Regions from separate parts of the Mus musculus genome. Here all the other regions are linked to region 1. A link is a loop called in an ENCODE intact Hi-C map of the cell type or tissue named here. Cell type or tissue: left cerebral cortex. All regions are shown on one strand. Links, peaks and the distances in the headings refer to the core of each region. The heading gives the core; the rest is flanking DNA.

Region 1 (8,323 bases), core at 309-8,308:
TGGGTTCTAAAGCCTCACCCTAACCTTAATATGTCACAACCCCTCTGAACTCAATTCTTTTTAACGTGTGTCTGTGCGTGTGTGCACATTTGTTGCTGCATGCATCCCATGGTATATGTGGAGACCACAGGACAATTTGTTTTCCTCCTACCAAGGGGGTTCTAATGAACAAGTTCATGTTGTTAGGCTTTGCAACTGTGCTACCTAGTGATACATAAATTTGACACAAGCTACAGTCATTTGGAAGCAGGAACCTCAACTGAGAAAATGTTCCCACTATACTGGTCTATGGGCAAGCCTGTGGTGATGTCTTGTGGGGCAATGGGCTATGCATACACAGCCTGGTCTCCAGTCCAGCTGAGGTCTTGAACCCGGTAGGACCCGGTGGTGGTAATTTCCACATGGGACAGAGGGTGTTCCCTCATGTCTCCTGGACCCTTGGCTCCTGTCAAAGTTACCACCCCACAGCCCCCACAAGAGAAGCATGTGGCTAACAGTCACACAGACAATGTCCCAAGCTTCTGGCTTTCTGGCTAGACTCCTCCTCACAGTTACCTAGCAACAGCAAGATAACACAGCCCATTGGCCCCTCCTCACTCTCTTACTCTCTAAGCTTTTACCTCTCTCTTTAAGCTTTCTTATTCTCTAGTCTTTCCTCTCTCTGCTCTCCTCTCTCTCTCTCTCTCTCTCTCTCTCTCTCTCCCCCCTTCACCTTTATTTACTCTTTAGCTCCTTTTCTCTCTTTCCCTTCCCCCTTCTCTCCTCTTGGCCATGGCCGGTCTCTCTCTCTTTATACCATTTCTCTTCCCCCCTGCCTTTCTATAATAAAGCTCTAAAACTATAGACTGTCTCTGTTCATCAAGGCCCGAACTAAAGACACTCACCTGCATGGGAACCACCCAATGCCCCCCTGGGTCCCCTATTCTGTTCTCAGCTCCTCTGCCATATCCAGCGTGGGATGCCAGAGTCTGAGAACCTGGTACTGGGAGCTGCCCCTTGTCCACTCCCCAACCCCCAGCAGCTTCACAAAGCCAGATGCCCACCCAGGGCACATGGAAAGCGTCCAGCAGTCCTCCTGCATCCACCTGCCCAGAGCACAGGAACTCTGGCTGGATGTGGGCTCTCTCCCTCACTCCTTTTCCCCTACACCCACAGCCCTGCAGTACCTTTCTTGATTGGTAACTGATGTGGAAGGGCCAAGCTCAGTGGAGCTGAACCATCCGTAGGTTGGGGGAGGGGGGGTCCTGGATGCTACAAAAGGGCAAGCTGAGCAAGCCATGAGGAGCAAGCCATGAGCAGCATCCCTCCACAGCCTCGGCTTCAGTTCTTGCCTCCAGATTCAGAATCTGCTTAAGTTCCTGCCCTGATTTTCCTCAGTGATGGAATGTTACCAGGAAACTTAAAAGAAATAAACCCTTTCCTTCTAAAATTGCCATTGGCCATGGCGCTCTATCACAGCACTGCAAACCCTAGCTAAGACAGCAGCTACACAGAACCATCTCACCAGCCTCTCTCTCTCTCCACAACTTTAAATGAAAGATCTGTCACAAATAGGGGAAGAGAAAGGACATTAGCAGAGATGAGTAGGAAATGAGAGGGCAAAGGGGAGGTGGGGAAGATGACTGAAAAACATTATATACATGTTTTTTTAAAAATCACAATAAACCCAGTATCATATAGCTTGTATATATATACTCACACACACACACACACACACATATATATATATATATGATAACAATATCTTTTACACACCGTACTTTTTTTCTACCAAGAAACATGTATTTGAAAATTCCAGATTTCTTTTAAATAACACTGGGTTTTTTGTTTTTGTTTTTTTAGTAACGTTGAATTCTATTTAAAACAATGGGCACAGTATAACAAGATGGATAGAAAGGAAAGACAGGTAGGAGGTAAAACTATGGTTTAACCATGAGGTGTCCCCCATAGGCTCATGCTGGAACACTTGCTCCCCAGATTGGGGTGCACCCTGAAGTTCTGTACCTAAGCCCCACTTCCTGCTACCCTGTGCTGCCTGAGGCAGAAGCAGTGTGACCTCAGCCTTAGCTTCCTGAGGCCCTGTCTTCCCCTCACAGCTACAACAGGAATCCCTCTTGAACTGTAAGGCAAAGCCAATCCTTTGTCCATTGATACCTTTCCTATCAGCTATGAAATGGCAGCAGCAGGAAAACAAGGTTCCACAGACTGAATTTCCACTTCCCAAATTTCAAGAGAAGAAAATTTGTATTTATTGTTATTCTGTGGTTTATATTCAAGGGTGGCATCCCAATTTCTTCTTTGAAATTTCCAGTGACTTTATACCATTATACAAAATAACAGCGTTTTATCCCATAGAGAAATTCAAAGTAGAATAAATAAAGACAAATGGGCAAAGTTCCAGGGTGCTGTATGCATCTCTGGGAATTCACCCGGCTTCCAGCCAGTGGGCAGGTGTTCTTTCTCTGTGTTCTCTGACCTCTCACGGAAGAGTGAACTGGAAGTCGGCTTTGCACTTCAGCATGGAACTAGAGTTCTGTGACTAAGAAGTCTGAGCTCTAAGGTAAACAAGCTCAGGGGTTTCCCCTTGGTGGTCCCCACAAACATCACAAACACCTGGGTGTGCTGAGTCACCTTCTTTTACACTCTGGGCAGAGGCTTCAGAGACCTGCACACAGCAGTGATGCACATAGCTGTTGAATGGTGAGTGGGACATCTGGCTGCTCTCACTCCTCATTCTCTGTGCAGCATCTCCCTGCTTCCTTTCCTTAGCTCCTACATACAGACATCCCCCAAAGTCTATTTCTCACTTCAATTACCAGTCTACACTTGTTCCCTGAATTATCTCAGCCATCCAGAAGCTCTAGCCCTGACTTCTCTTTGGCGCTCCAAACATAAACTATGAAGTATGTGCTAGACATCTAGAGACGATGCCCTCCAACATCTCAAATGTGACAGGCCAAAATAGAGTCATCTTCTGTCTCCTGGCTTGTCACTGACTTGACAACCTGACCTACAGGATTTCCTGTGGGGGCAATGACATCATTCTGCTTCCTAATCACATAGTCTACAAACCTGGCAGTTGCCTTCATCCCTTCCCTCTGCCTTGTGCTCACATACTTTCATATTTCCATAATGTCTACAATGCATACCCCATCCTTCCCACATACACTGATGCAATATGATACAAAATCAGAAAGCACAATGAGAAATTATCAGCTTCAACTCAAAGCCTTAGGAGCCGAGTTCCAGTTCTGCTCTGAATTTGCTGTATGGTATATTACATATTATATAACAATTTGAATATCAATCTTTAAATCATGTGATAATGCTAAATGTATGAGACAGATACAGTTGTACATATGTGATATATACATATGTACAATGATTAATGTTATTTATACCTTGTACATAAGTGTCTCACTATATACATAAATATTATAAATGTAAACACAAACAAAATGCATTATTAATATCAAAGAAGTTATCACAGCCCACCTTACCTAGGGATAGAAATACACAAAAGGCTTATTATTATTATTATTATTAACCAAGATGTCATCACGTCTGATCCTACCCAGTGATGGAAATGAACAATTTTCATTCTCTCAGTTCTATACTACCCTTTCATTCCCCCAAAGGCATTATTTGATAAAATCCCAGCATGGAAGGGAGAAAGAAAAGTTCCATGCATACCCGAGGAGCTACTGGTACCTGATGGCTGCTGAGGGGGAGAAAGTCCTCCCAGAATAAAAGCAACTCCTATCACAGTTTCCAGTCATTCTCATCTTTACCTTCCCTTTCTGACCATCTGAAGCCCCAGGGCGCCTCCTCTACCACACAAGTTCTGTGGCCTCTAAACCTACAGCTGTTTGCCTCTAAAGACACCCTCCATTTATGCTGTTGCGTCCCAACTAGAATCTCCAGTTTGAGAAACCTTCCTTTCAACATTCACTTAGAATGTACCTTCTCTGTAATGGTGCTGATGTTTGAATTGGACTGTATTTTACTTTTACCATTCTTTCTTGCAAAGGACCTTTGCCTTTCTTTCTCTGTAACTAAATTAAAAATATTTTGGCGTACAGAGGTTGTGCAGTGCCCACCTTTTCCTCTGCATTATATTTATTATCAGTCTTAAAGTTCCATATTTAATGAAGGTTTACAGAAGCGAACTGCATAAATAAGGTCCCTTTACGTCTCCCTTTTAAAAAGCAACATATTTACACTTGAATCGACACAGTGAAAATATATAATCAATGGATGATTGGTTGTAGACATCGTTTTTAATGACGGGGAAGGAGGAAAATGTGATGCTTTATTAAGCTCTAATACTGTTGGGTGCTCCCTCTGCTGGCTTGCAGCAGCAATTCAAGAACAGGGAACTCAAACAGCACAAAGAAAGACACCCAGGTTGAGCTTCCTTGTACCCTGCACTTTCTGGGAACAGCCAGGCTAGGAACTCACCGTGAACTCATGCGGAAATTACCCACTTATAGGAAAAGGATTGTCTTTAAAAACTGTTTATAAAGAAAGAAAACTGACCTCACTGTTCTAATGATAATTTTTGTTTATGTTTTTGCTTTTTAACTAAACCACCAACTTTATGTAAAAACTCTTCTTATTTTAGAGTGAATTTTTTGAGCTATAGAACAGAATAAGGTCCTTTTGCTTTCTAATTCATGTTTATGTTTTAAAAGTCTGATCAGGAACATAAGGGGTTAAACTCTTCTTGTGTTTCTAAACAGAGTTATTCTGAGTACCCTGAAGGCATTTAATTCCAAAACAGGAAGCCACAGAGAGGAACACTTGGTTACACTAATGTTATGCAGATCTTTTGGAACATATTTTCCTAAACACTTGCTGAAAGAGCCTTTTCTATACAGCATGCCATCACACGAAGTTGGAGAAGGGTCCCCCACTTAGCACAGCACTAACTCTCAGACTGTTCTTTGTTACTTCCTTATGTCCTCCATTTCAGTTGTTTAAAATGGTTCTCTGCTTGATCACAGAAAAAAAAATTAAATAAAACAAGCTAGGGGCCAGGGAGTGATTGTTCACACCTGCAGCTATTCTGTACACACACACACACACACACACACACACACAAACTATGATGTTAGTTATGATGACTTTTTAAAAGATAACATAATAAGATTAACCTAAGATCAGTACAGACACCACTGTTAAAGATCAATGTCCTATTTTAAAACAAACAGCTGTTTGATAAGTTTTTACCTCTATTCTAAAACCTCCCTTGCCTAGCAGGCTAAAGGAGATCTCACCCTTGTAGCTGAAACAACAAAACACCACAGGCCAGTGGGTTTCTGTAGCTAAGAAGTGGGCAGGAGGGAACATCCTCTGTTACTGACACGGTGCTGCTGCGGCTGTCTCCAACACTGTGTGAGTGAGTATACAGCTGCCTACAATTCCCCGGCCAACCGGGTGAGGTACACTTTAAGTCCCTGAGGTGTGCCGTGGAAAAAGACCCCACACTGTGGTGAACAAGCGTCACAGCCACCTGACTGCATACACCATTTCAAGGCCATTTTAAAGAACAGCTCCCTTTCTCAGCCTCCTGGCTTATGTTCGGTTGTGTTTTAGAGAAAGCCAATGATCACTGAGCCATTATCCTTCTGTGCTGGAAATTAAGGCTTTGTGCACACTATCCATGAAGATGAAGTGCAGCAATATTAAAAGCACCAGGCTAGTCAGAAAAAGCCAGATAGGAAAAACAACGTGTACATTTGGCTCCGTTTCCGTAACTGTTTACCCCACTCTTTGCTTGTGTGGCGAGGGGATGTGCAAGAGTACAGCAGCCCTTTTAACCCTTCTGCGTATGGGGAAAACTGGTTTTCTTTAAGCGCTTTTGAGTGAACAAGAACAAGGGTATAGGGTATAATGGGTGCTGCTGTCATTCCTATACTAAAATTCTTGACATTTACCTCTGTAGATGCCCAGAGCAGAGAGACTGGCTAATGAGTGGGTGCTTCTCCCTCAGGTGAGGTGCCATGGGACCACAGCAGCCAGGCACAGAGTAGATGGCAGACGCAGGTCAGAGTAGAGTACAGAAGGTTATTAATTTCCAGACTCGCTGTCATCCAGCCTTGAAACTGCTGAGCTTGTATCTTTTGAGCAAGACTGTCCAATCCTGAGATTTAAATGTGGACTTTCAGCTCACAAATATGTCCTCTAGTGTTCAGAGGGCATCCTCACCGAAATCTACAGTTACATACATGACTATAGAAAAAACGTACAGCTCAGAAGATCTAACAGCGATTCTTTGCTATACAATGAGTCATTTCACTTTAAGTTATTCGGTGCTTTATTAATGAGGCAACAAGGTTCTGGAGCTACAAGTTAGCAGGCTTAGACAATATCCAAAAAGACATCTTGAAGTGTGCAAGAAAATTATTCAAAACATGATTTATTTTAATTTACCATCATATAAACGATGAATGAGCATAAAAACTTAAGATGTGGTTTGTTATAAAATGGAAATATAGTATTAAAAAACAGCTACACCTTGCTCATTCCTTATGGTAATTCAGTTGTCCAAGTAGTCAGTAATTATTATAGAGCAAACTACCAGTGAAATTCTGTGGAAAATCCATTGAGGCTCCACCTCTGATGATGTCATCACATGCAAATGCATGGTGGTGTCAAACACTGACTTTATTGGGTATTTGTTATAGCAGCTAGTTCTTTCCAGACTGATGCAACATAAATCAACGCAAGACAAATCTGCAGTACCATGCTTGTTTCAAAACACCTACAAGACCAATAAACACCAGACATTCGGAAACAAATATATCTTTAACTGGATACAGTGTTATATTCAGATGTCTTCCTCAAAATAATAGGTATTCTCTATGATTATGCAGCATAATCTTACATCGCTTTACCAAGGAAGTGACTTCTATATCCCCTTCAGACGGCAGATCTCTAAAGGTTCAGATCCTTCCATTCCCCTGAAAGTTAACTGAATACATCAGGTGTCTGAGCTCGGAGCTGCCCCCTCTGTCTTCCCTTCAGTTAATCCCAAGGTTACAGCCAAAGGAAGACTGACTTGTTGACTGTCCCTTGTTAGCTGGAGAGTCATAGTAGGTGAAAACCAGGCTTACATAAACTGCTTGAATAGAATAAAGAAAAACAAACGACACATGCTGACTTATGTATCATACTTATAACTGTGTACATTGTGATAAAAATTGAAAAAAATTTTAAATTGATGATTAATTTTAAAAACAAAGAGAAAAACAGAATGAACTAATATCTACATAAAACTTGGATGAGTTTTACAGACCAAAGAAAATACAAGAGAATATTTAGCACGTGACATGTTCATATAGGAAGAATGCATCTAAGTGTTAGCAGTCCATCAGCAGCAAGTGACTGCTAGAAAATAAAGAGGACCCTGTGACTCTAAGACCCTGTGACTCTAAGGATGTTCTGAGTCTTTATACCCAGCTGAAGTTGCACCAATGTCAGCACTCTCTGAAGACTAAGGGAGCTATACGAGAGCTGTAGATCATCTCCGTGCTAGGCATGCAGACATACATATATACATTACAATTTAGCATAGACTTCTAACACATTAGTCTTTGTGAGGGACTTGAAGGCTAAGTGGGAAGAGGAAGGAGAAAGTCTGAGAAACGGGTCTATTAACAAGTCACAGATATGTACTAGACAGTGTCAAAACTCAGTGTGGAGGAGCTAGCCTGAGTGGTCCATGTCATTAGAATTAGGCTCAGTGCCATCCTTATCAAAGATGCTTGCTTCTTCATGTTAGATACTATGCTGCCATGCTTAAAACTTTACAAATTATTTTACACCTATCTAGAATATGGAAATAGTTCAAAAACATTCCTAGAGTTTAACTTCTCATAATTCCTATGTCCTAATAATAAGTTTTAAAATAATTCACTAACCATTATTATTATTAGGGTGGGGGTCACATGTCACAGTCCATGTGTGGAGGTCAACAGTCATTTCTCTCCATTTACCTTTCTGTAAAGATAGAACTCAGGTCAGCAGGCTTCTGTGCCTGCCTTTGACTGCTGAGCCATCACACCAGACCATTCTTATTACTCCATTTCCATCCTAGTCCATCATTGGAGGAAGCAGGGCAGTAAGTCAAACAGGGCAGGAACTGCTTACTGGCTTGCTCCTCCTGCTTTCTAACAGTGCCCAGGACCACCAGTGATGGCACCACCCACAATGGGCTGGGCCCACCACATCAATCACCAATTAAGAAAAGGTCCCATGGGCTTACCTACAGCCGGCTCTTATCAAGGCATTTTCTCAGTTGAGGCTCCCTCCTCTCAAA
Region 2 (8,323 bases), core at 124-8,123, 130 kb before region 1:
TTGGCGTCTCTACACAAGAAAGCCTAGAAACGCAGAAGAGTTTAGGGTCCTGAAAGAAGACTGGTACAGGAAAGACATGGGCTCTGTGTATTCAATCATGAGATGGAGCCTGATGTAGAGGCTAAGCCGACCATTCTTTTCTCCTTCCAAACTGAACAGTCAAGTTCCATGCAGCCTCAGACCCAGGAGTCTTTACCGATCTACTTACTGGTCCGTAATAGTTATGTACACAGCCAATGAATATGTTTCTGACCAAAACATCCTACTTCTTAATATTATTTCACATATATTATTCTTTATTGTGAATGGTCATTGCAACTTCCCCTACATAATATGCCATCTTGTTACTAAATCACAGTGTATACCACAATGAAACATTTGGATGATTTTCCAGTTTTATATTATTATATGTTGTGCATATATATATTCCTTATGGCTTATCTCCTTAGAATAACATTTATGACTGTGTTAAGACAGTAGGAATATGTGTATTGCCTATCCCTTTATAAGAAGATTCAGTTAACTTTTGTTGCCCTGGTACAAATTGCATTCCAATCCCTGCTTATTTTAAAGTAACACTGTCTTAATATTGCAACTTTGAAATATTTCATATCAACAGTGCATAGAATCTTTCATAAAGCCCTAGGCAACCAGCTTTGGCTTTACGCCACTTTTGACCTGGCCACGGGATGCAAACCGAGAAATAATTGACTTGTTGCAAAATAACAGAGGGAGGAGGGTTGTGCTTGGGGTGGGTCTGACTGTCTAAAATGCTTGTAAATTTATAAAGTACAGTGCTCTTCCTGACTGGACAGGGCAAGAGTCAGACTTTTCAAAAGCAGTATGTTTCAAGGCTCTATGTTCTAAGAATGGGCTTGCATTTTCTGGCACGAGTCTTCTACAAGCTGCTGTTTGAATCTCAAAGGGCCATGGAAATAGGACATAGAAAATCAAATTAACTAAAGCTCATATTTGCCTGAGTTCCTGCATTGATTGGTATTAATATGGCAAGAGTGTTAACATACCCCTCAGGAAAAAAAATCTATTTACCCTGCAAAGGGTCTGAAGAGAAATATTAAAGAAGTGGCTGGTGGGATGGTTCAGAGGCTAAAGGAGCTTGCCACTAGGTGTGACCAGCTGAGTTCGATCCCTGGAACTACACAGTAGAAGGTGAGAACTGACCAGGTGCCCTCTGACTGCACAACCCCCACACAAACAATAATAAAAACAAAAATATAACAAAAAATTGAAACAGGAATATTAAGTCTAAATATCAACCTACGGAACTGTATATTCGATATGCTGACATAAAATTTACCTACAAACAAGGTAGCATCCGAACTTTCATCATGAAGCATAGTGTGTGTGTGTGTGTGTGTGTGTGTGTGTGTATATGTGCGTGTGTGTGTGTGTGTGTACCTAGATAGTATATACATGTCATTTTCAGTGTACTGTAAAACTGATGATCATAAATGAAACTATCGCATAACTCTCTGACATGTGTTCAACTGAAAATAAATACCCACCATTATTCACTGAAAAACATAGAAATACTTGGAAATTTTATTTTTTCTTTCTGTCATATTTCCATCCTGCTTTTTATCATAATGTATATTTTATGCTTAAAATCATTTTATTGATCTTTATGTAAAGCTAAAAACAGATATATATGGAGAACAGGGTTTTATATTTCTCTGTGATAATTTCAGAAAATACTACATTGGGTATCTGATTTAGTTCTCAATAAAATTTTCACTAGTACTTAGATGACTGAAATAACAAATATATTTAAATTTTAATAAATAAAATTTTAATAAAATTTAATAAAAATTACAAAGCAAAAGTAATTTTTGAAGTTACAAGTAACCGCATCATATAGCATATATAAGTATTCCGGCATACTTATATGGACTTTCATCAGTACGTAAATATTTTCTATGTAGCACAGTTTTTCATGTGTGTATAAATCACTAGACTCATTTCACTATCCTACTATTATTATCCCCATCTTATAGATGTAGAGTAAGGAGAAGAAAGTTGAGATGACTCCTCGGAGACTCTCTGTCTCCATATCGGAGGCACATACCTATCTCCTCTGCTCTCTAATACTTAGATCTGGGACATGGGTGCCATAAATGAAGCTGCCACGTTACTCTGTTCAGTGCCCTGGTATGAGCAAAGGCTAAAGGGCAGGGGGCGGGGATTGGAAGGGAAAATCTCTACTTCAAGTGTCTCCACAGTCAGTCAGATTGTTTGAGCGGGTATCTACGAAAGTAGGAGATACAGAAATTCTTTCCCTTAAAGCATTATTCTCATACATCTATTGAGAAGACGGTGAGAACATCAAGGGAACACCCCATTTTAAGGGCCGATGTCTCCTCTATCTATGATACAATAAAAATCAGAGAAAGTTTTGTAAGTCATTTTTAATGCTTTTGATTCTAATTTTAATTAAAATTTAAATAATTTTAACTCCCAAATTTCATCTTAAAATGGCAGTCAGTGTTTCCCTGGAATGACACGAATGCTAAACTGTAACAGCATGGCCGTAATCGTAACTATAATCTACATGGTTGGCTTATAATGATGATATGCAATGCATGAGAAGACAGCAGGTCAATAATGGAGCCGTGCACACAACGCTCCTTTCAAAATCTGTATTTGCATTTCTATTACTGAGATCATTTCCTAATAATGAAGTTGCCATGAGAGAAGTCCCCATTACGAAGGAAGCAGTGTTACAGAAACAGCATTATTAAAGCATCGCTGTGTACAGGAACTTTTATTAGGGTGATACAAGTTATATATCATTGTAATAAAGTTCCTATTATAACTTTAATTGCATAAAGCTGTGTTTGAGTATAGCAATGTGAGAGCTGCAGGACTTTTAATAAACTATCAAAATAATGCTTTGGTAATAGGATTGTTTAGCATAGTAATACTTCAGGGAAGACCAAGCTCACTAATGGATGATGCTTATTTCACTGATTATACATGCTCTATCAAGAATTAAAATGAAAAAAAAATGGGAAAGAGATGAGACATGATCTCTGATGCAATATGCTAATATATGCATGGAAACACACACATTAGTTCTCTTTAATATAACAAATCAATATCTCCAATTCATCTGTTCATGGAAGATTGTAATCTGGAAATATGGCCATCAATGACTATAATAATTAAAAGATTTAATGCTCAGGTTGAAGGCTTGCTGGCAATCTAAATGCTAACAAAAACAATGAGAAAACCTACAAACATGCTGACATATGCTGAAAAGTGCCTGCTAGAAAAATTAGAGACATATGAGCTTTAAGAACTTAAACACACACATGCACACATACCATGAATTGACTTTAAATGATTAATTTCTTCCCTTCAACCAAGAAACAGGGCTATACATTCATTATGTGCACACTCAAAGATGCTTGTACACATTGTCTGCTTCAGAGTTATAGCTACAAGTTAAAACTTCACTTAGGTTCACAACAGGGAACTTTAGTATATTTGTTATTTATGTATTTACACTTTTTTTTTTTTCAAAATTCTCTAATAGAGTCAGTCTTGGGCTGTTCCTCCTGGAAACATGTAGAACATCCGCCAGCAGAGACCGCCAGAGAGCCATCCACCACACTGTAGGCATGGATGCTAGGCTTGCTGCTGAGGAGAAACAGGCAGAGAAGGAGCCCGGCTGTGACAGGCTGACATAAGCTAAGGAGATGGAGACCACAGCCAGTGCTACAACCACCACATCTTCCCCCTCAATAGAGAAGCCAACGTCATTGGTTCTAGACTCCTGTGGCCTGTCTAGGAAGCAACAGCTGGCTAATCTGGAATCTGCTTGAAAAGCTAAGTGCTTTTCTTTATAAGAAAGCATCTCCTTGCCACAATGCCGTCTTCATACTGCCTTCCAGCTGTGAAGGTTCACAAACATGTGGGTACGGTCAACTTAAAACCCAGGATGTTCGTCTTCCCTAGTGACTCACGTGATTCAAAGGCAAACATGAGCAAAAAGCTCCTCTAATGCTATAGCTCTCATGTCTTTGCATTAACTGAGGGGCACTGTAATAGTTAGCTGGTATGGTAGTTTTTAAGATTACAACATTCTCCTTCAAATATGATCTAGCCAAACTACTTTGCACTGGCAATGAGGAAATCTATTTCTTAAATTCACAAATCTTGGAGTCTTTTACTTGGTACATTTTCATACTGAACAAGTACAGGGCTCAATTATTGTGTCAGTTGACTAAACATCTGCATATCTGCTATGTGGTGACACCCACATATTTGTAGAAATATCAGTTTTCATGCATAAAACAAAAAGTTTAAACCATGTAATTTTGAAAAATCTAACTTTCGCATTCCTTTAGTTTTACAGCTGACAACAGACACAGACCTTTTTCTTTAACTCAAGTGAACAACCCATTCTGTCTACTCAAGACCTCCAGAGACACCAACTCCCCATAGTGACAGGAAGAGCCTTTCAGATGAACACCTCCAGAGGCTCAGAAGTTCACTTTCACTGAAGGACTGTTTTGAAATCTCCTTTCACTTCATTGCTCTGACCCCTTAATTCTCCAAAGCATCTTTCAGCACCCCCACCCCCACCCCCACCCAAAGCACAGCTTCCACCAAACACTCCCATTTCTTTTCACCTATTGGAAGTTAGTCCCAAAATGAACTCTGGCGAGCATCTCTCCTCCAGCCGGCTCTAGTTCAGGCTTTTCATTCTTTCTCCGTTTTCATTCACTACAGAAACTCAAATGCTAACCTGATATCATCCCTTGCTCAATCATTTTGGGAACATAAATCTCTGTCAACAACCAATCAGAGCTCTGCGTCACAGGATAATGCCTGATTAATAGATTTGGGGTTTGCCTGGCTAAAAATCTATACCTACATGATAAAGTCTCAACTGCAAAGGTCTCTGTTTTTCTTGTAACTTGGTCCAGACAACTTTTCCAGACCGTCTTTTAGAGTATGCCTAATCACAGAACAGAGAGAAGGCTTCGGTGTGTACCTACCACATACCAAAGCATAATCTAAGCCCTAAACATCCTGCTGGCAAACACAACCACAAAGGTTCTGTGTTGCTCATACTCTCCCAACCCGAGCTGCTGCTGCTCATCCTCACAGCTATGCTGTCCCAGTTAGAGAAGGCTGGCTTTGCCCACACTGTATATTCCTATTGCAACTGTTATGGCTAGCTAGCATTTTCTTACTGCTGTGCCGGTCTTTCTATCTGAAAAATTCTCTCCACTTCAGTTCACAATAAAGTCTCTTCTAACTACAGCCAACTAATGTCTTCTGGGAGGAAAATTAGCCTCTCCCAGGGATGAGCCCCCTTATTGGTTGTCCAGTACAGAGTGGTTCACACACACACAAACACACACCAAAAATGATCTTACTACACTGTATTATTTAGACATACACATACATACATACGAATTGTATACATACGTATGTATGTTAACAACAATAATAAAAGAAGCTATAAACTGGAGAGTAGGAGACACAGGAGTGCTTCAAAGGAGGGTGGCCGGGCAGGACTAGAAGGAGAAAAGGGAGAAAAGGGAAGAAAGAAAGTGTTGTGTTCTAATTAAACTAAACACTTATTTAGGGGCTGGGGAAATTGCTCAGCAGTTAAGAGCACTGGGTGCTCTTCCAAAGGACCTGGGTTTGCCTCCTAGAATGCACACAGTCATTCAAACTCCACTTTGAATGGAGATTCCCATGTCTTCTTCTGGACTCTGCAGGTACTGTACAAACATACAAACATGCAGGCAAAGCGCCCATACACACAGACTAAAATTAAATAAAAATTTAAAGAGCCTGTTTTTAAAACATCTCTCTTTATAATCTCTCAGTGGTCTATGGCTTTAGCATGTCTTACCTGTACTAGCTGTCTAAGGCTATAAAGATTTCATTGTAGTCTTATGTAGTATTTTTTGAAGATTTTTTTATTATTATTTAAAATTATGTGTGTGGACATACGCATGCGAGTACACATATCCTTAGGAGTCAGAGACAATGAATCTCTCTGGAGGTGGACTTAAGAGTTTGTATGGTGTTGGTGCTGGGCCTTGAACTGGAGTCCTCTGCAAGAGCAGTCAGGACAAGCTCTTAACTGTTGAGCTTTCTCGGCAGCCCAGTTATGTGAAACTATTATCAACAATATCATATTATTATTGACCAATTCTTTTGTGTCATCTATGTGCTATTGTCCATCTTTGGAGAAAGGAGCTCATTCTATAGTTTTCTGTTCCCCAAACAGTGCTATCTCTCACGGAGCCTCATACCAATTCCATAAATCTCTATTTGTTAGTTATTGATGGCTGACGGCAAGACATGCCGGTGCTGGATGACGAAACTTATCTCTCACATCCAGGGGTGATCCGTAGAAATTTCGGAGGATCTCTCTCTGCCTAGCGACTGATAACACGGCCAATGTGTCACACAACTTAGCAACAGCCTAAGAGCTGTCATTCCTCATTCTGGTGACAAGCCACAAGTGTGCAGACACTGGCATGCAGACAGTATGTAATAAGATTATTTATATTCCAACTAATAACTTTCTTTTGCCATCTGCATATAGTAGAGATTGGATACATTCTTATCTGTGTGCTTATAGTGGAATTTCAATCTTTGGAGGCAACAAAGGGCATCTTAAAAAAAAATAACAAAAAACAAAACCAGATAGCAGATGATAATGGTATATGAGTGTGGCCTTGTTTGGTGCTATTAGTCACTGCAGATGCGTCTGCTATCTCTCGTCTGCATCTATAACTCTCACCACTGCCTCTTTACAGAGTAAACAAATGCTGCTTATAAACTTCTGGACACAGCCTGTCTGCATAGGGCTTTCTAATCCTCCAACCTGCTTAATAGACTTAAAAGCCTTGTTAAAACAAAGTGTATGGCATACAAATGACAGCACTATTCTGAGGGCTGTATCAGGGATGGTGTGGCCAAACTCCTTAAGCACAACACTTGCTTTCTTTGAAACCTAAAAGAACGACATGGCCTGACTGTTATCTTGGCAAGCACAGTTCTGCTCACACTATGTAACTGCAGCCTATGCACCTCTGAGATCCTAAGGGATGTCTTCCACCCCCGAAGCCCATTTGAGTTGTTATTAACCTTAGTGGACGATTTCTGTACAAGTATAATCACTGCCAGATGGCCCACCAAATGATGACTGCTTCATGGGATAAAAGCCATGGATCTCTATATAAATATAACATTACAACTCCTTTATGAACTATACAATAGAGTTAATTATAAATTTGGCAAATTATTTAATGAATACAAGGTCTGTTATCAACCTGAGGTAAGACCATTAATATCAGTAACAACTAATATGTACTATGTGACTATATACTATGAACTAGGAACTATTCAAAATGTTGTTTGTTAGTTCACAAAGCAACTTGGTGAGATTTGTGGTCTTAATGAATTTTATAGGTAAAGAAACTGAGGCACAGAAAGGCTCGGTATCTTCCTTAGATATTTACACAAGCCACACAAAGCAAAACAAAGCATAACAAAACATCTACTCCTACGCTAGAGGATATTATATTCTGGTAGGAGACATGGCCTGTTGCAGCTTCTGTTCAGACATTCTAAAGTGAGAAATACAGAAATATCAAAAGGGGCCAGAGGGACATATACGCTGGGAAACTATGGTAGCTAGGGAGAAAGTTTGAGACAGAGCCATGGAAGCAATGGCATGATGTTGTGGAGGAACAGCATGGTGTATATAGGGACCAAGAGAGAAATGGAGAGCTCAAGTGGAAGAAGGTGTGAATGGGTGGGTGGGGGGTGTTTCCTCAGCCTGCACCATCCCTTGTGGGACCGTGAAAGGCAGCCTGTTTGGGTTGAGCGAGGCTTGCTCCGGAGATCCAGTAGAAAACTCTAGAAGGGGCGGGACAGTGAGCCACATTCCCAGAGACAGGTGCCTGACACCACAGAGTCCCCAACTCCATAATTCTGTGACTATCAGTCACTCAGACAAAGACCCAAGCCCCTGGCATTCTGGCTAGACTCCACCCTCACAGTCACCTGACAATAGCCAGGTATGCTCCTCCCCACAGCTACCTGGCAACAGCAAGGTAGCCCAGCCCACTATAAAAGGGGCTGCTTGGTCTCGCCTCTCTCTCTTAAGCTCTCATCTTACTTTTTTTACATGCTTACTCTCATCTCTAGCCCTCCTTCTCTTTCTCCCTTCCCCCCTCCTTAACCTCCTGAAAGGAGATAAAAGTCCCTCCTCCCAGAGAACACTGTCTCCAGAGGCAGTCCAAGCTCTCAATTCTGTCAATGCAGC
Region 3 (8,323 bases), core at 124-8,123, 54 kb before region 1:
CTATTTTCATGAGGCATATTTCCAAACAGCACAGAAACATACAGAGATAAGCAGAGATAAGAGAGAGAGAGAGAGCGCGCGCGCGCACACACACACACACACACACACATATACACACATACACACAGATGTGTGAGGCAGGAGTATCACGCATCCCAGGCTTGCTGCTAGCTTATTAGGTAGGCCAAGGAGCTGAGGCTGGACTTGAACTCCTGATCCTTCTGCCTCCCATTCCAAGCCCAGTTCTGGGGTTGCAACCATTTGTCACAATGTGAGGCTTTGGATTCCTATGCTTTTATAAACATTCCAAGCTGCTGGTGGTTGGTTTTGGGCTTGGTTTTGGTTTTGTTTGGTGTTGTTACTTTGTTTTGGTCCGCAGTAAAAGAGGATTTCCTCTATTGGGAAGCACAGACACTCACCTGGCCGGGAAGCTGTAATGCAGCCTTTCACAGGTGAGAGCGTGGCTCTCTTCCCCGTGTGTCCTCTTCCAGGCTGTTTTATGCACACATGGTGTTAAATGCTAGTGCAAGTAGCTTAGTTAACTCTATCGTGCCATTTCCACATTTCTTTGGTGTGTGTTATTAATAAACTTGGATTTTTATTAGTAACTTTCTATTACCATCATGTTCTATAACATGCCCTACTGTTCCCTAAGTCCTCCGAGGGATGTATATAAATATTTACAAGCTCAAGATTCCTTCATTCTTGCTAATTTTTCTCTACAATCTCGACTTTTCAGTTTGTCCTTCTTCATTTTACTTAACTCAAGTTTTCATTATTTTTCTTAATAGCATTCACCATTTGCTCCTCACATTTGACTTAAATCCCTAGACTCACTAACTGCATGTTCTAGGTCACTGATGGGGCTTTTGCTACACTTACTCCTGCTTACATACAGTATAAATTAATGAGCTTTCGCAAAGGTTGTTACAATCAGATGAGATTCTAAGTTAAATTATCTGTAAATTTATTTTCCATTTTCTGCTTATCGTGATAATTAACTGAAATCATTTTTGCTTGAGCCTCACCTGCTTTTTCTCTCTACTAAATAACTCCTACTCAACGGCAGGAATTTTATCCTGGAAATTACAAAATATGTTCTTTCCAACCCATCTTTTGTAAAAGGTCACTATTTTAAAGTTCTAACAATGCTGACAATGGAAGTGTCACGTTCCTGCTCGTCATTTCACTCATTCACTCAGCCTCACTCATTCATCTGTCCTTTTGTCTCATGATTTCTAGGAAATGCAATTCATCCCACTTTCTCATTTTGTATGTCTCAGCTCCTTCCTGTCCATTAGCTCATCCATAACTTGACCCCATTCATCTTTTCAACCATTTCTTCCATCTGCACTGATAGCCAAGCATGCCTCATTCACTCTGTCACCAAAGCTGGGCAGGCATCCTCACTGTCCCTCAGAGGTCCTCCAGATGGAGCTACAAATCCTTGACTTCCATTTTTCCACTCCCAAGACTCACATCTTTCTTGTTCCTTTAAGTCTTCTCTGTGCATTTCAAACCAAAGGCTTCCTCACGCTCTTGATCCAAGCAATGCTTCTTGCTTCACCCTGATGACTTACCCACTTGAATTTCACAGTTTGTTGATGTTTATCTGAACCTTTTCCTTGCTTTGTTTTATCCCACCTTTGAGGGTGAGCTGTTGTTTGGCTATTTCTTTCATTCCTCTTCTCTGGGAGCATCTTTTAAGCCCATAACAACTGAACAAATCTTCCACAGGCAGTATCTTGGGTGCATTTTACATTCTATATCCTGGCTTTCTGGGCCAATAAGACAGACTTCAGTTGCAGAATGGGAGAAATGTTTCCTTCCCTATTCTAAAGCGGCCCTTCCGACTAATTAAGGAAATATGTCAAAACAGCTCCCAAGAAGAACGCATATGTCAGCCAAAGAATTAAATATTTGAAAATGAGAAGAACCACTTGGTCCATTTCTCAATAAAGATTAAGAACAACGGGAAAGAGAAAGGTAAATGGAAGAAATAAGTTAGAATTCAATCTAGAATAAACATAAAAATCTCCAGTTAAGGTGTCAGGATGGGTGTTTAAACCTATGACTCTATTGAGATCAAGGCCATTTGGCATAAACAGACTCTTTAAACTGCATTATCAACATTTACCATTTGCTCCCAGCCAAGTCCATCAAGGAACAACAGGACATAAATGTCCATGGAACAATAAAAATGATGAGAATGGAAGTCTTTGTTGTGGTACAAACAACTGATGCAGAGGGCTTTAAAAGCAGTGGGCGGGCTAAGTGAGAGACACACAAGGGGCACATACAACACCTTTCATCAAACTCCAGCACCACAAAAGTACAAGGTAGAAAAAGAGATGCACCAATATATACAGGATAACACTGATGCTCTGTGGGGAGTCAATCCACAAGACAGAACTCAAAACCAGACTCATTATGGTTTATTTTTATTTTTGCAGCCTCTCAAAGAAAAGGGCAGAGACCTCTCACTCAAAAACTTGATGATAAATAGTACTACCTCTGCCCTGCCCAAACCAACAAGGACAAAAGCAGTTAAGAGAAACAGAGCCCCGAGAAGAACTCACTTCTCTTCAGTCCGTGCGATCATTTTGGGAACCAAGTTCCTGGTTAGGCATGGTCGCGCCCACAACCATAAGCAAGTTTTTGGGAGGCTTGCAGAAGGAGAAATGTGAGTGAGGGAAGCTTAGACAAAAGAGTGAGACCTTGTTTCAGCAGTAGTAGTAGCAGTAGTAGGGAAAGTAAAAGAGGAAGCACCATGTTCTTAGGAGTCTTACTGATATGAGAGGCATCCGGAAGTAAAGGCTACATGAACTTGGCCATCTGCCTTCAAGAATCACATAAAGAAACCTATTTAGAGATAGGATAGCTGCTCAGCTAGGCTGGATTCATGCTTTGGGTCTTCAGGATGCTCCATTCTCCTTAGTTTACTATATCTATGGTCTCTGAGAAGCAACGGATTCAATAGTAAAGATATGTAAATAGTTTGGCCTTAGGTCTCCTGGAGAGAGCACCACCACTTCTTCCTTATACCTTGTCACAACAGTGAGAACAGTATTACATCCACAATATTTTAGTCTTTTGGCTATACTTAGAAATGCTTAGAGAGTCTTCACTATTGACTTATCCAGAAAGCATCTGCTGATGCTTGCCTACGGATGACGATGTGAATAACAAAATTAGCAAGGTGAGCATGGCGTGTGTGTAAAATGCCACGTAACTATCAAGCACAGATCCATAATCAATGCTTCTCACTTTGTAGGTAATCAACACTGATATCCTTCACTACTTTTTATATGTTTGCGTACCATCTGGTAGGAGGGCAAATAAACAGACACATTATTATACTGCAGTGTGTGAGGTGATGACATGGTCTGATGAGAGATATGAGACAGGACGTGGGAGGAGCAAGGGTAGTCAGCATGTTAGCTGAGTCTCAGGCAGACACTGAATCATATACAGGAGCCACAGGAACTCAAAGCACAGTGGATTTGCATGTCAAGAAACAAAACAGATTCAGAAGAAATCTCAACCAGTTGATAAAGGGGGCAATGTCAGTTTCAATGGGAACTACCAAACCCTTGCTTTACTTTTCCTGTGTGTGTATGTGTGTATGTGTGTGTGTGAGTGTATAGAAAAAAAATCAAAGTTAAGCAGAGAAATTGATTTTTACTAACAGATGCAAAAGAAACTCTAACTCCTGTCACAAACAAATAAACTATTTTTTGCAACATCAAACAAAAGAAAAAATGGGGAGGAATGAGGAAAAAAGGAAAGAGAAAGAAAGACAGACAGACAAGACCCTTGGGCAAGAATTTTTACAATCATCCTGTTTCTAGGTCAGATTCTCTTGGTAGGAAACAAACAACAACAACAACAACAACAACAACAACAAAACCACCACCAATAACAAAAGCCCAGGCCTGGAATAAGAAGACGACGCTAGGAATGCATTCTCTACACCATCAGACTTTTAACACATGAACAGCCAGGCTAAGCAGACGTTGAAAGGAGGACTGGACTAGGGAGAATACGTTAAAAAATGACTCATAAATGAAGAATGGTGCATTCTTAGAAGGCCCCTGAGTTTACGTTAGGTAAAAGCAAAATTTAAAAGTACACAGAATGATCAAGCAATGAACCATTTTCCAGTTTTCTCCACAAGAAAACATCTCAATATGCTTTATAAAATATAATCCCATATTTTAATGTGCATAAGCAAATGAATTCTGGAATTAAAAAGAACTAAAAATCAATTCCATACAAGACAGAATGAGAGGTTGGGAATATATTTTTACAAAAAACAAATGACCTCTTTGGTTTTCTTTATCAGGTACACAGGAAGGGTGCCTTGAAATTCTAAAAATAGAACCAGGAGTGCTACTTGTGTATGTGTGTTTTAAGAACTAAAATCACCATGTAGAAAGGCATGCAGGAAGCACACTAATGTCATTAAAATATAATTGGACTTGCAGGAACAATCACTGTGCTGTGCTGTAAGGGGAGCTGTTGGCACGTGCAGAGCACAGAGCCAGCGTGAGCTCATCAGCCGGTCTCGGCAAGACCCACTTCCAGCTAGAAGCAGCCATGTTGCAATCCCTCGCATCCCTGATGCTGACAAGCTAAAGGACTTGTTTTGTCTCTGGAAATTCGTCTCTGGTGATTAAGTGCTTACAGTGAATACCGATCACATGAAAGAACAGTTCTGAAGAATCCGAATGAGTGCCCTGTGTCCTCTACCTGCAGCCCTGGCTTGTCTTTGAATCTAGATAGCGCTAGGCAGGGCGACTGCAAACTAGAATCAAGGAAGCATTCCCCACCTCCTCTACCCCACGTAACAAATATATTCCCCAACTTTTAGTAGAGGGCACAGTGTAGAGACAAGAAATCCTCTTTAACCTCTGGACTCTAAATCAAATATTATTACAATAAAGCAAATGTTTTAAAGGTTAGGAGTAATCATATGGATGAATCTGCAGCAAGAGTTTGAGAGTTAGTAACTATCTGTGTCCTCAAGTCCCAGGTTAAAAATTTACCCAAAATTGTCAGTTCTTAGGAACTGCACCTCAGATTAAAATCTTCTCACCAGGGATTCTCTAAGAATTTGCTCTTGTTTTAAATCGTAAGTGCTTGTAAAACTGCCAGCCCTGCAAAACTGGAGACCATTAAACAATATAAAGCAGTGAGTGATTAAACCCACCAAATACACACTCAAAGCAGCTTATGCTACTTTTTAATTAAAAATAAGAGATCATTGGCTAAATTCACATGTCTTAGCTATCCAGAAATTAGTAGTCTGCAAATGCAAACTGTTACCGAGAAAGGCATGCACAAAACCACACACAAGGTAAGAGGTGGACTGGATGGAGCTCTGAGTCCAAGGCCTGAAGTTGACCTAATTTACCCAGGGCATACCCAGACATCTCCAAGCTGCAGTGTGAGGACTCCATGTGGCATCATTAGCAGAGGCCTCCAAGGAGACAAGGTGTCCACCTTCTTGTCAGGCAATGCGTTAGATCACAGCATATCGAGGCACTGAGGCATGAGGTGTGTAGATGACTAGTGGAGGTGTTACTGCTATTCTTAAATACCCCTTAACCTAACCAATAAGCATTTCTTGAAATAACCATAAGCTCTTGGTGAAAGAAGCCCAGGAACTTAGGAGTTAATGGCATCACTTGAGACAGAAAGAAATTTTTTACTGCAAAGTTAGAAGTAAATAAACATTGCAGCTTTAAGTTGTTCCTACTTGTTTAAAGTCAAGAAAGGCCAGGGGGCTTAGTCAACTTCAGGCAAGGGGCCAAAACTGTGAAGATGAGATTTAAGGCTGGGATGATATCATTCACTATGAAGTCTGCTCTTTCTGAAGCATGAGAAGTTTTACTGGTGAAACCTTACCTCAACTACAGCTTTTTATTTTTAACCTCTGTTTTCTTCCCCTCTCAGGAATGATTTTCCAAATATGCTCCCTGTCTTATATGGAAAGTTTATAAATTTGCTTTCTGTATTAGACATGGTCTTACCTAAAAAGCTTGCCCTAAAGTAAAGAACCGGCACTTGGTAACTACAAGAGTATAAGACATGATACTCATGTTTAATCACTTCTGCCACCGCTGCAGGTCTCGTCACTTCAGAATCATCCATTGGTAGCTCTAAATTCTCCTGGGGGGGGAAAAAAAGCAGAGACTAAGCCAAACTGTGTATGTCAATGAATACAGAAACAACAACAAAACCCAAGTGCACACATGGAAAGAGAAGGGTGAGAGCTTCTCCTTGCAAATGACCAGTTAAGTTCAAGGTTAGGAGGTAAGAAAAGGGAGAGCTACCCACACAAACATTGAACATTTGAGTTCTAGGTAAACAGTAATGCCAGAAAACATTAACCGTAAGTAATTCCAGATTGTTCTGGGGGAAACAAAGCAGCTCTGAGTAGAGAAATAAGATGGGGTTTGGGGTGGGAGCAGGGTTGGAGGCAAGGGTGAGAGCAGGGGTGAGTGCAGGGGTGGAGGAAGCACAGAGAACTACTGAAGCAACAACTCTGAAGTTTCCACTGTATGATTTTTAGCAACAAGAGTTGTGAAAGCTAAAAAACCACCCTAACAACTGAACAGAGGCCAGGAAATGCCCCTACAGGTTCTATTGTACTTGCCCAACGATGACTCATTGTATGCTCAACAATCCCTAGTTCCATTTGGAATAAGTTATTTTGCAAGAGTCTGAGTTTGTTAGGTGTATTTCAGATCCCAAGTGATCCTGTTTTCATTATTTTGTGTATCTTTGGTACAGCTCAACAATAAATCTTGATTTAGGGAATGGTCATCAGCACATGCCACCATGAAGTTAATTAAACAAGGCTGTGTAAGCAGAGATGGCGAAAGTCATTCCACTTCCCAAGTAATTGTTCTTCGCAGGCTGCTTCTTTCTCATCATACATGAATTAAGGGATGGAAATGGAGAGGAGCCTGAGGAAAAGAAAGTCCAGCGACAGGCCCAAAGTGGGATCCAGCTCAAGGAGAGGACCCAAGACCTGACACGACTACTGAGGCTATGAAGCACTCACAAAAAGGGACCTATCGTGACTGCCCTCTGAAAGGCCAAACAAGCAGCTGAAAGAGTCAGATGCAGATGCTTGCACCCAAGCAGCTGGCCCGCTGTTGAATTAGGGAAGGCTGAAAGACGCTGAGGAGAAGGGCCATCCTGTAGGAGGACCAGCAGCCTCAATTAATCTGGATCCTTGAGATCTCTCAAACACTGGACCAACCAAACAGATGGCATACACCAGCTGATATGAGGTCCACAACACACATACAGTAGAGGAATTCCAGGTCTATGCTCATTCAGAGATGATGTACTTAACCCTCAAGAGACTAGAAGCCCCAGGGAGTTTGGAGGTCAGGTGAGGTGGGGGATGTGGCCATTCACGTGGAGACAGGGGTGTGGGAAGGAGTTATGGGATGTGGAACAGTCGGCAGGTGGACGGAATGGGGGAATAAAAAACATGCAGTGTAAAAAATAAATTAATTTAAAAAATAATGTGATAACAATCATAGTTAGAATAGAAAGAGCTTTAAAATGTACAAAATAGAAAAAGACTATTATTTTTATGATGTGTCACTTAAGAAAACAACGAATTTTTCTTTATGTCTAGAAGCAACTGATCGGGCATGTTGAATCAGGGTTGCTGGGTTCATCCCTGCGCATTTACTTATTTGGGCTGGCAAATTTCTCTTTTGAAATTAAATTAGTAGGAAGAATGAAGCAAGAAGGTTTGGCTCATTTCAGCTTCTCATTAAAACAGCAACAATGAACCATCAGAAAGAACTACAGAAGAGACTGCAAACTTTATCAATATGAAATCAGGTTGCCTGTGGAGATAAGAAAGAAGGGAGCTGCTCTCCAGATCGGTATTGCCTTTCCTAACTCCCATTCACAGGCAGTTCCCTGGGAGACACTACAGCACATACAGTCACAATGAGAGATATTTATACAAGAGTTGTCACCCAGCATCTGTAAACATATCAATTAAATACAATGAATTAAATAATCAGTGAGAAATCATTCAACTAAATATTCCAAGTACAATTAATGCAACAATAAAAGAGAGGTGTTCTTTTCCTGTTTATTTAATTTTAGCCACAAGTATCAAGATCTGTTGCAATAAATTTTTAACCAAGTTCTTTCTCTTTGCTTCACAACTGGGTTATTTCACATTTATAATTTCTTTTCTTTCCCAACATAATAAAAGAATTGAAACTTGGTATGAGTCGGATCTTAAGGGTCCCCAGAGGGCCAATTGTTAAAGGTTTGGTTG

What was found. Peaks named below come from ENCODE experiments on the same cell type or tissue, not always from the same donor. Only the 100,000 strongest peaks of a DNase experiment are listed, where the experiment ranks them.
Region 2: a loop joins it to region 1, with 8 times the contacts of the local background. A loop is called at or near these places in 23 of 42 quality-filtered maps.
Region 3: it touches region 1 in a loop (2.0-fold over the local background); 3 of 42 quality-filtered maps call a loop at or near these places.

The regions. Positions count from the first base shown.
Region 1 is chr13:91,088,986-91,097,308 of GRCm38, forward strand. The region is part of intron 3 of Atg10 (autophagy related 10); the gene reads right to left. Among named protein-coding and RNA genes, the nearest start is that of Atg10, 130 kb to the right of the region's middle. In left cerebral cortex, for the core only: a CTCF peak has its summit at 4,345 (motif pointing left); DNase peaks (open chromatin) are centred at 2,779, 4,361, 4,968 and 5,403; H3K27ac peaks cover 378 bases.
Region 2 is chr13:90,964,016-90,972,338 of GRCm38, forward strand. The region is part of intron 5 of Atg10 (autophagy related 10); the gene reads right to left. Among named protein-coding and RNA genes, the nearest start is that of Gm46434, 36 kb to the left of the region's middle. In left cerebral cortex, for the core only: a CTCF peak has its summit at 3,611; DNase peaks (open chromatin) are centred at 3,629 and 5,150.
Region 3 is chr13:91,034,815-91,043,137 of GRCm38, forward strand. Atg10 (autophagy related 10) reads right to left here. Exons shown (of 8, transcript NM_025770.3): 4 at 6,036-6,174. Among named protein-coding and RNA genes, the nearest start is that of Gm46434, 110 kb to the left of the region's middle. In left cerebral cortex, for the core only: a CTCF peak has its summit at 4,510; a DNase peak (open chromatin) is centred at 4,610; H3K4me3 peaks cover 367 bases; H3K27ac peaks cover 358 bases.